3 separate regions of the Mus musculus genome follow, and all the other regions are linked to region 3. Evidence: chromatin contacts called from ENCODE Hi-C or POLR2A ChIA-PET data. All regions are on one chromosome and are shown on one strand. The core of a region is the stretch at or near the end of the contact, and the rest is flanking DNA. Distances in the headings are between cores, read along the strand shown. Region 1 holds the start of 9030607L20Rik (a long non-coding RNA gene). Region 2 holds the start of Chmp4b (charged multivesicular body protein 4B). Region 3 holds the start of Zfp341 (zinc finger protein 341).

Evidence for each region. A loop is a pair of places that touch in the nucleus more often than their neighbours do. ChIA-PET counts read pairs that join two places held with the same protein, here RNA polymerase II (POLR2A).
Region 1: POLR2A ChIA-PET joins it to region 3 with 14 read pairs in embryonic stem cell. The contact joins the promoter of 9030607L20Rik here to the promoter of Zfp341 in region 3. A Hi-C loop is called at or near these places in 1 of 37 maps with a recorded cell type or tissue (heart). POLR2A ChIA-PET finds 5 or more read pairs at or near these places in 3 of 5 experiments (Patski and embryonic stem cell).
Region 2: a map of T-helper 1 cell shows a loop between it and region 3 (2.0-fold over the local background). The contact joins the promoter of Chmp4b here to the promoter of Zfp341 in region 3. A Hi-C loop is called at or near these places in 2 of 37 maps with a recorded cell type or tissue (T-helper 1 cell and heart). POLR2A ChIA-PET finds 5 or more read pairs at or near these places in 3 of 5 experiments (Patski and embryonic stem cell).

Annotation. Positions count from the first base shown.
Region 1 is chr2:154,673,969-154,677,860 of GRCm38, forward strand. It overlaps 9030607L20Rik (a long non-coding RNA gene), which reads left to right and starts at 2,571. Exons shown (of 2, transcript XR_866878.2): 1 at 2,571-3,892. The region is part of intron 1 of Chmp4b (charged multivesicular body protein 4B); the gene reads left to right.
Region 2 is chr2:154,655,517-154,659,825 of GRCm38, forward strand. It overlaps Chmp4b (charged multivesicular body protein 4B), which reads left to right and starts at 1,510. Exons shown (of 5, transcript NM_029362.3): 1 at 1,510-1,855. The coding sequence starts at 1,666.
Region 3 is chr2:154,611,464-154,615,688 of GRCm38, forward strand. Zfp341 (zinc finger protein 341) reads left to right here and starts at 1,905. Exons shown (of 15, transcript NM_199304.1): 1 at 1,905-1,939. The coding sequence starts at 1,909.

The DNA of each region.
Region 1 (3,892 bases), core at 1,321-3,820, 63 kb after region 3:
AGACAGACTAGCACTGTGGCACTGTGTTCCTTACCCTGCCAGGAGAGTTTTTAGAATTAAGTTGCTGCAGAGAGTCGGCTGACAGAGACATGGAATGAACAGTTGCTATTTGGGGGTTTGTTTTCTTTGGAGTTGTAAGTGGCTGTGGATGGTTTGCTGGAGTGGCACAGCCTGGGTGGAGGACCACTGAGCCATTCTGCAGCCTGCCAGCTGGGCCTTTGCGCTCTAGTGCTCTGGGAGGTGCAGGCTCTGTCTCAGAGCTGTATGGTGTCTCCACCTTCCCTCCCCCCTGGCAAGTAGGCTGGCACAACATTATTCAGCCCCTCTTCCTTTGGCCCCAGGCTCCCAGAAGCGGACTTCTCTCTGGGTCTTCAGACTGTGAGACCACACAGCTGAGATAATTTTGGCTCGAATGTCTCTGCTTTCTTTGGATAATTTAAAACAGAAGTTTTCTTTTTGCTCAAGTGAAAAAAGACCCAAGAGCAACTTTTCTGATCTAGTTTTTTGAAGTACAGTGGAAGTTTTAATTGCTGACAGGGTGGGAGTAAAGAAGGCTATGTCCAAACTAGATTCCTAGTGACCCACTTTTTAAACGGCTCCTGAGGTGGAATCAGTGGGGAGAAGCAGCAGCCTGGGCTGTCCGAAAGCTGCAGCCGTATTGGGGCACACGTGGATAGAGAAGAAGAAGAAGAAGGGTGATGCTCAGGTTCTAATGAGTCCCCGACTCTTAGAAATAAAAAGACCAGGAATTATCCCATTTTACAGACAAGAGAACTAAGACTTGTGACCAGAGCCAGATTTCAAGTCATGAGTTGGCAGAGAGTGGTGTTGAGGAGGGGGATGGATAGCATGGCAGGTGTACCCCTCTCGTCTTAGTTAGGTTTTTACTGTTTGGTGTGTGTGCGCGCATGCGCGCGTGTGCATGTGTGTTTGTGTATATTAATGTTTGTATATGTGGAACTCCAGGGAGTCTCTTTTTCCACCTCCCTCTGGGATTACAAATGTGTTGTAATCCTCCTCTGCTTTTAAAAATTGGTTTCAGGGATGGAAACTCAAGTCTTCATGCTTCTGGCAAGTGCTTTACCCACTGAGCCAACACCCTGGGACCTTTTCCCCTTTTAAATGTCTTTATTCTGTCCCCTAATCTTTTAACAATTATATTGTTATGTATGTATGATATATATATATATATATACATTATCATATGCCATATTGCATCTGTGGAGGTCAGAGGACAACTGTGGAGTCAGCTGTTCTGTCTTGTGTTGTATAGGTCCGGGGGAATTGAACTTACATCATTAGTCTTTACTCACAGAGCCCCTTGTTTTTTGAGACAGTGCTCAATTTATGCAGTCCAGGAACCAGAACCCAGCAGTCTAACAGCTGTATCTTCAGCACTCCTGCCTGTATTTGAGACAGGATCTTGCCTAGCTCATGCTGCCCTAGAACCCATGATCATCTCCTGACTTTGCCTCCTAAGAGCTGTGACTGTGGGGCAATGTGTTGTGCTCGATCAGAACGCCTACTTCCTGATCACTCCCTACCCTGCATTCTTTCCTGCACCACTGGATTTTGGCCTACACTGTTGTGACTTGCTCCAGGGAACAGAGATTATTTTTAAACAGTATTTCAGGTTTTGATGATTCTGTGCACTTTAACACCTGTCCTCCAATTGTTGCCTCACATACATGACATGTCACATACATGACACATCTTATCTGCTGTGTCTCCAGGGATGAGCAGGTAGTGGGCTCATGACCAGTCTGCTGTTGCTTTTAGTGCTGGAGACTGAACCCAGGGATTTGCCCGTGCCATTCGAATGCTTTCCTGTCTCAAACTTGGAATGTGGCCAGCATGGAATGGGAGCTTCTGATCGATCACCCCTTGCCTCTTTCCCAGGGCTGGGGTTATAAGCATGTGCCACCACATCTGATTTTTGAAGTGCTGGGATGGGACCCAGAACTTTGCAAACACTAGGCAAATAATCTGTCAACTGAGCTACATCTCCAGCCACCGGTTCTGTGTTTTAGTTGTGGTAAAAAATGTATATATGCCGGGCGTGGTGGCGCATGCCTTTAATCCCAGCACTCGGGAGGCAGAGGCAGGCGGATTTCTGAGTTCGAGGCCAGCCTGGTCTACAAAGTGAGCTCCAGGGCAGCCAGGGCTATACAGAGAAACCCTGTCTCGAAAAACAAAACAAAACAAAAATGTATATAACACAGAAGATAAAACTCATCATTTTAGCATGTAGTGACAGCTCTGTGACATTAAGTACACTTACGTTGTTAAACTGCTCCCTTTACTATTTTTATTTTAAAAAATTTTTTATGAGCATGGGCATTTTGCCTGCATGTATGTCTGTGTGAGGGTGTCAGGTCTTCTAGAACTGGAGTTAGACAGTTGTGAACTGCTGTAGGTCTGGGAATTGATCGTGAGTCCTTTGTGAGTGCGAGTGCAGTCAGTGCTTTTAACTGCTGAGCCATCTCCCAGTTCCTGTGTTTACTCTTTTTTTTTTTTTTTTTTTTTTGCTTTATTTTATGTATATGGATACTTTGCTTTCATGTATGCATGTGTACCATGCCTGGTGTCCAGGCAGGCCAGAAGAGGGTGTCAGGTCCTCTGGAACTGGAATTACAAGTGGATGTCAGCCACCATGCAGGTGCTGAGAGTTGAATCCAGGTCCATTGGAAGAGCAGCCCTGATCTTAACAAGCTGAGCCATCTCTCCAGTCCTCCCGTGTTTACTCTTAAGTAAAACTGTTCTTATGTTTGGCTCCTTCCTGTCGTTAAGATGAGTTCCTTCTCAAAATGTGATGCAGTAGTGGAAGGTTCTGGAGTCAGAGGGACTGAGCGGGATGGAGTTCGGGCGCCATCTCTGGCTAAGTGCGGTTGTTTTGGTTTTCCCTGGGCACAGAGGCTCATTACCCCAGGCCGACTTGGAACTTCCGGAGGATGGCCTTGAATCAAGAGAGTCCTCTGCTTCCACCTCTGAATATGGGGATTACAAGCAGAGCCATTGCTACTCTTGTTATAGGGGCTGGCATTGGTTACTCCGCAGCCAAAGGGTTTACTGACTCGATGACTGTGGGAAAGGGCAGGGTGGGGCTGGGCTCTCTTCTGCCAGTTATCACCGTTTTTTTGACTCCCTTGTAAGTCTACTCATTGACTAGATGGCCAGTATGGTTAATAGTTTTGTTCCTGTAAATTCTTCCTACCTCGTGATCTCCCTTCGCAGATTGAAAACTCAAAAGAATTCTGATTGGCTGCTGGGATCATGTGTTCATGACTAGCCAATCACTACAAACCGGAGCTTTTGAGCTCTGTGGCTAACAGGCCTACCGGACTGTGCATAGGGAAGCGGTCTGTTTGCTAAGGCTGGGGCTTTAAGGGGTCTGTTCATAGGAAACTGTTGTCTGTCTCATTTCTCCTGTTATTGTCCGGCTTATTGTCCTGCTCAGGTGTTGTCTCCTAGATCAAGCTGGGCTTGTAGGGAAAGCAGGAGACCGGGGTTCTGCCCCTAGGCCCCCTCCTTCAGTGGTAACCAGTCAGGATCTGCTGAGCTCTGAGCCCAGGGCTTCAACTTCCTATGCATGAGTGTCTCTGAGCACTTGCTGTGTACCGAGGATCCTGAGGGAGTGGGACATTGCCTGCTCCTCGGGGTACATATTCTATTTAAGCTGCATGCAGAGTAAAAGGAAGACAAGCATCAGGGCTCTGAGGTTTTTGCCCTATTTTTGAACAGACCAATCAAGCACAAGGCTGTCTTCCCAGAAGAAAGTCTTTCCCCCCCTCCCCTGGTTAGCCTGCTGTCTTTTGGACAGGGGAATGTGTCTGTCTCTGCAGCCCTCTCCCTGTGACTCGGAAAGGCCTTGTTAGTTTGGTCTCTTGTAACA
Region 2 (4,309 bases), core at 260-2,759, 44 kb after region 3:
GTCTACAAAGTGAGCTCCAAGATGGCCAGGGCTATACAGAGAAACCCTGTCTCGAAAAAACCAAAAAACAACAACAACAAAACCAAGAGTCCCAATGTAGGTTCAAATTCTTCCCCAGAGACGGATGCCAATTGTGTGGTAAGAGTATTTAAGTTAAATTTGAGTTTTCTAATATAATCCCCCCAAACATGACTTTCTATACTCCTAGAGTGTCTTACTATTATTGTGACCAAAGCAACTCGGGGAGGAAATGGTTTACTGAGCTTATACTTCCATATCATTGATCATCATGAAAGCAGGTCAGAACTCAAACAGACAGGAGGTTTTTTCTTTTTCTTTCTTTCTTTCTTTCTTTCTTTCTTTCTTTCTTTTTTTTTTTTCAGTGCCAGAAATACAATTACATTCAGGAGGTTTTTTCAAGTCAGGGTTTCTCTGTATAGCCCTGGCTGTCCTGGAACTCAGTCTGTAGACTAGGCTGGCCTATAACTCAGAAATCTACCTGCCTCTGCCTTTGCCTCTGGGATTAAAGGCATGTGCCACCACATGGCAGCCCTCTTATCTCAGCCTTTCAAAAGATGTGAGATTATAGGCATGAATTGCCAAGTCCTGTTTAAAACACACATCTTTATTTGAGTGCCTGTAGTCAGCTGGGCCCTTTATATTCCTATCTCACTTACAAACTCTTTTAAGAGGACTTGTGACAATTTCAAATTTACAGCTTTGGAAAGCAAGAGGAAGTAAGTATCTAAATGAATATTCGAGGCTGATTTTGAAGCTTTGCTGTTGAATTACACTGCCAAGGTGGTTAGTCTATTTTAGGTTTCAGAAGGTCTCTTAGGTGAATAAAGAGAATGACAGCTCATCCAAGTAGAGAGAACTGACCGGTCTGGTAAAGTAAGCTAGTTAGACAGCCAGTTTCCTGGGCTTGATTCACTGACATATAAATTAGGAACAGCACAGATCCAACACTTCAGAGGCAGAGACAGGCCAGCCTCTGATCCTTAGGAACTTCAAGGCCAGCTTAGGCTACATGAAAGTCTGGTTCCAAAACAGACACACAAAATAGGAACAGCATTATCTGTTGTAAACTGCTTTAAGAATCAAATGTGATTATGATTGTAAAGTACTATGTTCCAGAGATCATAGAAAATGAGTGATGTTGTTATCACTATTACTTCCCGTGCTGTGAATTAGGTCCAGGGTTCTATCACGGACCAGCACAACGAACCCCTCTTTTTGTAATAGTTATTTCTTCTCTTCCTGGTCTTTCATCTCTACGGAACACATTCCAAAGAGACTACATTTTCCAGCATGCCACATTGCCCTTTGACCTCTGCGAGACTAAAAAGATGCGCCATAGTACGCCAGGAGCCGGAAAACTCAGACTCCCGGCTTGCAGCGCGCGGTCCTCCCTTAGACTCGAGGGGCTGCGGGCGCGTGGTGCTCTGGGAGCTGTAGTCAGCGGCGCGTTGCCCTGACGCCGGCCGGGCCCGGGCGTGGGGGCCTGTGGGAGGTGGCGCGGCCGGGCCCAGCTGCGGGGCGGAGGTGGAGGCGAGGCCTGCGGCTGCGGGGAGCGGCAGGCCGGGAGTGGGCGCGGGAGCCGAGCCGAGCCGAGCCGAGCCGAGCCGGAGTGGGCGCCGGAGGCCGGCGCGGCGAGCAGCAACCATGTCGGTGTTCGGGAAGCTGTTCGGGGCTGGAGGGGGTAAGGCGGGCAAGGGCGGCCCGACCCCCCAGGAGGCCATCCAGCGGCTTCGGGACACGGAGGAGATGTTAAGCAAGAAGCAGGAGTTCCTGGAGAAGAAAATCGAACAGGAGCTGACGGCTGCCAAGAAGCACGGCACCAAAAATAAACGCGGTGAGACGGCTGGGGCCCCATCAGACTCTCCACTGGCTCTCCTAAGGCTCCCCAGGCCCGGACTCCACTTTGTCTAACTCGTTTCGGGGTCTCTCTCGACTCTGGAACTCTCCGGCCAGACTTCTTTCGTTGTCCAGCCGAGCCGGGGATCCCTTTCCATCTGACTCCTTCTGGGTCTCCTTGAGCCGGTTCACTTGCATCATCAGACTCCCTTCAAACTCTCCCTACCCTGGCAGGCCTCTTCTGACCCAGATCTCACAGCACTTTAACTTTGCTCAGTCTGTTCCACTCTGTTCCATTGTATTCTTTTCTCTTTGGCCTCACCCATCTTCCCAGCCACTGCCTCTACCCCCACCTTGGTTCATTTCTTTGCCCCACCCTATCATTTATGTGTTTCTTGGTCCACCTCTGTCCTCTCCTGAGCCCTTGGTGACGTCTGAGCTGCCTTCTGCCCCTGACTTAGGAGTCTTCTTGAGAAGCTTCCTTTATGGAGAAAAAAGAGAACTGGGGAGTGAAGAGACCCTCTGGGACCCGCTCTGTCTGTTCACTTGTTGAGTGTACTTGTTAAGTTTTGAGTTCCACATCCACCGGCTAGGAGCTGGCCACTGGAAGACCTAAGATGTCGATAACCCTGTGATTCTCAGAGCTTCCGTGTTGTAAGCCTTACCCTCTTGTGACTCACCACTTCCCCGTTCCTCCTGAACCAGAAATGACGAGGACTCTGCCTCTGTTGACCCAGTCCTGTTGTTGATTGGAACTTGAAAGCTTCTTTGCTTCCTGTCTAGGAATCGAAACTGTCTAGGAAGTACCTTGTAGTTTTCTTCAGTGAGATGGATGTGAAAATGTGTGAATGACTGTAAAGAAAGTCAAAATGCTCATGTGTGTTTTTGTTACAACAATGTGAGCATGAATCATAGCGTGACAGGTCACCCCTTGAGAGTGGGCCGAAGTTGAGAGATAGAGAGAGGTGGGGGGGGGGGGCTGGCTTAGGAATCATGCAAACAAGTATTTAACCCAGAAGGTTACCAGGGAAATTTCTTCCGGGACTGTGACCTTTAGTGGATTTATCCTCCTAAGAGTGTTTATAATATCCAGTACTAGTAGGGGCTTAACTAACATGGGAAACATTAGCTTGTTTTGTATCACAATGATAACCTATCTTGAGGGCTGCTCCTCTGCCAATATCATAGCAAACATTGAGGGAATTCTGAGTACCCAGGACATCCAGTCTGATTCATAGAGGGATATCAAACAATGTCTGCTTTAAAGAAAAGGTACTAGCCGTGCATGTCCCTGAAAGCCTGTAAGCTCAGACCTGGGAGGTGGAGGCAGGAGGGCCAAGGTCATCCGTGTTTACAGAGCAGTCTGAAGGCCCAGATGGCCAACAAGAGAGATACTGTCTCAAAAAGGAAGATGGTGGGGGTAGGGGAGACACTACATGAAGAAACTAACCAATTTGGAGATGTTAGTGATGAGCACTAATTACGACTAAGAAGTGGGGTCATAGTGATAGAGTAGGGTGCTGTCTTGGTAGGATGGTCAGGGTAACATCTTTGAAAAGTTCAAGTTTGAACTGCGGCCTTTTGAAGTACCCAGCTTTGGGGGGATTTTTCTTGGTTGGGAGAATAGCAGAGGAATGGCTGGGAAGTTGGCCTGCTTTAAGAGGTTGAAAGATCTCTGTATCTTTCTAGTGGTTGAAGGGAGAGTGGGGGAAGCGAAGGGAGGGGTGGGCCTTGAATTGCTAACATCAGAGTTTGAATTCTAAGTGGATGGAAAGCTTTTGAAGGGTGTTCTGAAGCCAGTCCTAATCACTGGTTAGAGTTTTAAGCATCTGGCTGTGTCTGGAGAGTGGGAAGGGCATGTAGGGAAGGTGCAGGCATCCATCTGTGGACCGGACACCAGTTAGAGCTGTGGAGAAGAACGGACGGGGCTGTGTTCTCTAATCAGCCCTTTTCTCTGACAGCTCTGCCTTAATCAGGACCCTCTTTTCACCAGTGGTAATTAGAGTCCTGGATTTTGCCAGTCTGCATGTTGGAGGTTTGTTTCCTCACTGTGGAGTGGAGGAGGGTTGTCAATATGCATCCTCTCCTGCCTCCCAGACGCCGAGCACACTGCCCTCCTGCCATACAGTGAGATCAGTAACTCAGGTCCCTGGCCAGGCTAGCTTAGTTTCTGCAGTTGTATAGGGGACCGAACTGGCTTTCCACACGCTTGTAGAGAGACTGGAGAAGTGACTCAGTTGTAGGAAAATTGTTGAACTTTCTCTGTCTTTTTGAGTTTGCCTGTGAGGACAGGAGCTGCTGCAAGCTTCCCTTCTTTTTATTGTTTTGAGGTCTGATGTATTCTTGTCCTAGGACCTAACCACTTCCTTAGACAGTGCTGTGAGGTTTTACTACCACCATGTGCACACCATTCATATCTTGACCTACTGCTGGCTGGGACTCTGAATGTCAG
Region 3 (4,225 bases), core at 655-3,154:
GGTGAGATGGTGTGTGAAGTCAGCTACAGTGTACTTATGTATAATAATAAATAAATCTTTGGGCCAAGAGCAAGCAGAGGTCCAAAAAATTCAATTCCCACAACCACATGAAAGCTCACAACCATCAGTACAGCTATATACAGTGAACTCCCATACATAAAATAAATAAATAAATCTTTTTTAAAAATTACTTGTTTGTTGAGCACCTACGATATGCCAGGTATTGTTCTAGGTTCTAGAAACATAGCCAAGACCAAAAAAAAAAAAAAATTGTCTTCAGTCATAATCTATCAGAAAACATAGGCCATAGACCAGGAAGTAAATGAGGGGTGGAGAAGAGGAGCCATGGCTTCAGATAATTTTTATTCTGGTACAAGGAGAAGCTATGTTAGTCAGGGTAGTTGGTCAGGAAAGGCCTCTTTGAGGAGGTAGATGACCCAAGAAGCAGTGGTGTCAGCTGTTAGGAAGGGTAATGGAAGCTGGAGAGAATAGTAAGTACAAAAACTGAGGTCAAAATTAAAGGTCAAGGGTTGAGGTGGAGCTAAAGTAGATCACCAGCTTAGCATTCATTCACCAGGCTCTGTATGCAGCCCTGCCCTCTTCGAGCCCCACACACTCAGGGCAGCTGACACTATTAAGTGAGACTATTAAGTGAGCCAGCATTACAGAACTTTGTGCAACAGAGGACAGTTAAGTCAGAAACTCACAACTAGTTAAAGTGTCAGTAGAGTGTTTAGCCACAGTAGGACTTCTATCTCATCTTTTCCTCTTTCCAAGACTCAGGCATCATGGTGAATGTCGGGGTGGAAAGATATAAGAGCCAGAGTTTGGGGAGGCCTGGGGTGAAATCGTGTCTTGGAAATGGCAGGGCTACAGCACTTGCAAACTCAGACCAGCTGTAGCTTTCTCCACCTGCACAGGATCAAGCCAGTCATCATTCCAGAATGCATGGATGAGGACCTCACAAATCCCCAGAGGTCTGTCTTGGGAGAGAAAGTCCTCTAAGTGTATATGTAGTCCCTGATAAACCATGTTCCAGTGGATGACCCCACACTGACACACTGATCAATATAATGTACCAGCAGTTCAAATTGGACTTCATGGATTATAAACAAAACTTAGAGACGGCTCAGCTGGTAAAAGCACTTGCTGCTGGACTGAGTTCAGTGCCAGGGTCTCACATGATGGAGGGAAGAGAATCGATTCCGGAACGTTGTCCTCTGATCTTCACACATGTGTTTTGTTGTGTGTCTGTGTGTAGATATATGCCATGTGTGTCCATATACACAAAACAAAATTAATAATAAATGTAAAAACGACGACATGAAGTTGGGAGTGGATCCCCTCCCTATGAGTTTGAGCTAGGAATGGCTGAAATGGTAATAGGGTCGTCAAAGAAATGGGGTCTCAGAGAATCACAGTCGAGAGGTGTGTGAATGGGAATGGAGGTCCCTCCAAAGCTGGAAATTGGGGTTAAGAAGAGCACTGAGGGAATCTAACATAAACTGAGGAATTAAGACCAGAGATAGGAGTCCTTCGAGAAGGCTGCTTTCCAATCAGCGTGGCACAGTTGCAAGGTGTGGGGTGTCCATGTAACAGACAATCTCGGTGAGGTGGGTTGGTGTTGCAACCTTGAAGAAGACTGTGTGCAGCGATCATGGGGTGCGTGTTGAAGAACTGGGGTCGGTGTCCGCGTTGGGAGGCGATGTGCGAGCGCCGGACGTATGTCTGTGTAGAATTGGAACTACTAGGGGACTGGGTCTCCGGCCGGACAGCGGGGCAAGCTGTTTCCGGGGCAGGGGCTTCGGCGTCGGCTCCTGGGCGCCCCCTGGCGGCCCCGACCCCGCCGCGGTTCTCACAATGCTTGCGTAGCCCCGCTCCGACTCCCCGGGCGGCGGCAGCTCCAAGATGGCGCAGGCGATCTTCGAGGCCCTGGAGGGTGAGCGCGTCGGGCCGGGGCAGCGGCTGTTCCGCGTGGCGCCCCCTCCCGCCGCGCCCTCGCAGCGCCGGGCCCAGGGCGCGTGGAGGCCGCGGGGCGGAGGGCGGAGGGCGTCCGGGCCGGAACAGCCGCGGGGCGGGAGGGGGCGGGAACAGCCTGGGAGCGCCGGCTCTGCGGGGAGGGGGCCTCGGGACCGGAACAGCGCGGCAGTCGAGGCCGCCGGCGCGGGAGGGTGCACGCCCAGGAAACAGCCGGGGGCCTGGGCCTGGAGAGACGGCGGTGCGGGAGGGCTGGGCGGCTCAGCTGCCCAGTCGGGCGCCCGAACCACTCAGAACGTCCCGAGACCCACGGTGGCCTCCGGGCTGGGATGTAGTCCTACTAAGTCCAGAGCAGAGAAGGAGGCGCCGCCTGTGTGCACAGCGGAGTCTGGGAGAGACCACCGGCCCAAACCAGTAAACACAGGGCACCCACCGTGCTCCGATCTGAGCCCTGCACGCGTGTGCCTGCTTGGGCTACTCTGGTCTCCGATCGAATCGGATTCGATTCTGTGATCTGCAAGATCGCCGTGGTGCATGGGCCCCAGGCTCTGGAGAAAGGGAGCTCTGAGCGCCACCATGTGCACCTGCTGGAGTTTAACAACAAAGGATGGCTCTAGAGACAGGAGAGGAGTTGGACACAGTAGTAGCCTTGTGGGTGGAGGGTGGAGTGAACAGCCCGAGTGGAAATCTGTGGGCCGGGCCGGCAGAAGGAAACCAAGGCTTGTAGTTCACTAGCTTCTTGGAGGATGAGCTCTCACCTGAGTCTTACCTTTGAAAGAAATCCAGTGATTCTTACTAAGCCAGATTCACTTGTCCTCATCCTCCTTCATTACTACCCCACCTCACCCCGCCGTCAGAATTGTGGGAAAGAATAGTAAAAGAAGGCAATCTCAGGCAGGGTTTGCCGTGCATGCTCATAATCCCAGCGGTTGGAAGACAGGCAGGAAGATCGTTAGCCTCGGCCACATAAGGATTTTGAGGCCAGCTTTGGCACCATGAGACTTTCAAAAACCAATTAGGAATATATGTGTACATACATATACTCAATAACAACTTTTTTTAAAAGGCCATGACTTTGAAGGAGAGTGGAGAGGTTATATGGGAGGTTTGGAGGGAGAAAAGTGAAGGGCGGAATGTCCTAATCAAATTATAATCTCAAAAGTATTAAAAATATCATTGTACAGAAAATAAAAGGGGGGAAAAACCACAAAACAACGGGAACTCAAAAAAGAAGACTGCAAAGGTGACCCCAGCTGGTGTGTTCTGTGAAGAAAATAGCAGGGGTGGTGTGGATCTGGGTGGTCAGTCAGGGTCGTGGGTGTTCGTTCCCTTTTGGAGGACAGTGGGGTATTGCGTGTGGTCAGGTCGTGGGTGTTCATTCCCTTTGGAGGACAGTGGGGTATTGCATTGTTTAAACGTTTCGTACAAGCATATGCTTGTGTATTAGCTAAAGAAAAAATTAAATAGGATTCGAGAAGTGTAGTTTCACTGGCCTTGAAAGGTCCCCAGGACCAAAATAAATAAAATTTCTACGAGAAGAACAGCAGGTGTGTGGCGATCCAAATAAAAGGGCATCGGAAGGACCAGGTGGTGGAAGCCAGGGAGAACAAGATTTCCCATAATTCCCGGTGCAGTGTAGCGGAGCGGCTTGAGAAAAGCCCTCCTCAGATCTGATGAGGCTTCTGAACTTTATCTTGGGATCAGTGTGGTGCTAAAAAAAGGTTTTCATCAGGGGAGCCACATCATCTGATGTATGTTTTATAAAGTTCACCCCGGCTTCTGGGGAATGCGGGGGGGGGGGGGGTATGGTGAAGGGCAGCAGGGAGTGTAAGGAGCTCGGCCAAGCGGCTGGAGAGGGTGGATCCCAGATATATTTGGGAAGCAGAATAGGTTAGATTTGCCAAAAGTCTAGAAATGTCAGGAAGGAAGCAGTGGGGTGAGGGAAGATTCCGGGAGCGCACCAGGGGCCTTGATGGGAAGGAAGGAAGGAAGGGCAGTGTGCCCGGCTTGTACTGATGGACTTCACCAGAAGGGAAAGGAGCGGAGGGTGGAACGTTTAATTAAGGGCTTTATGTTTTCGACCTTTTTTTATATGTATGGTCTGTATGTGTGCATACTTAGGTCACAGCATGCATGTGGAGGTCAGAGAACAACTTGCAGGAGTCAGTAGGTCCTAGAAGCCAAACTCAACTTGCCAAGTGCCTTCACCCACTGTGTGAACCCATCTCACAGGCCCAATATTTTATCT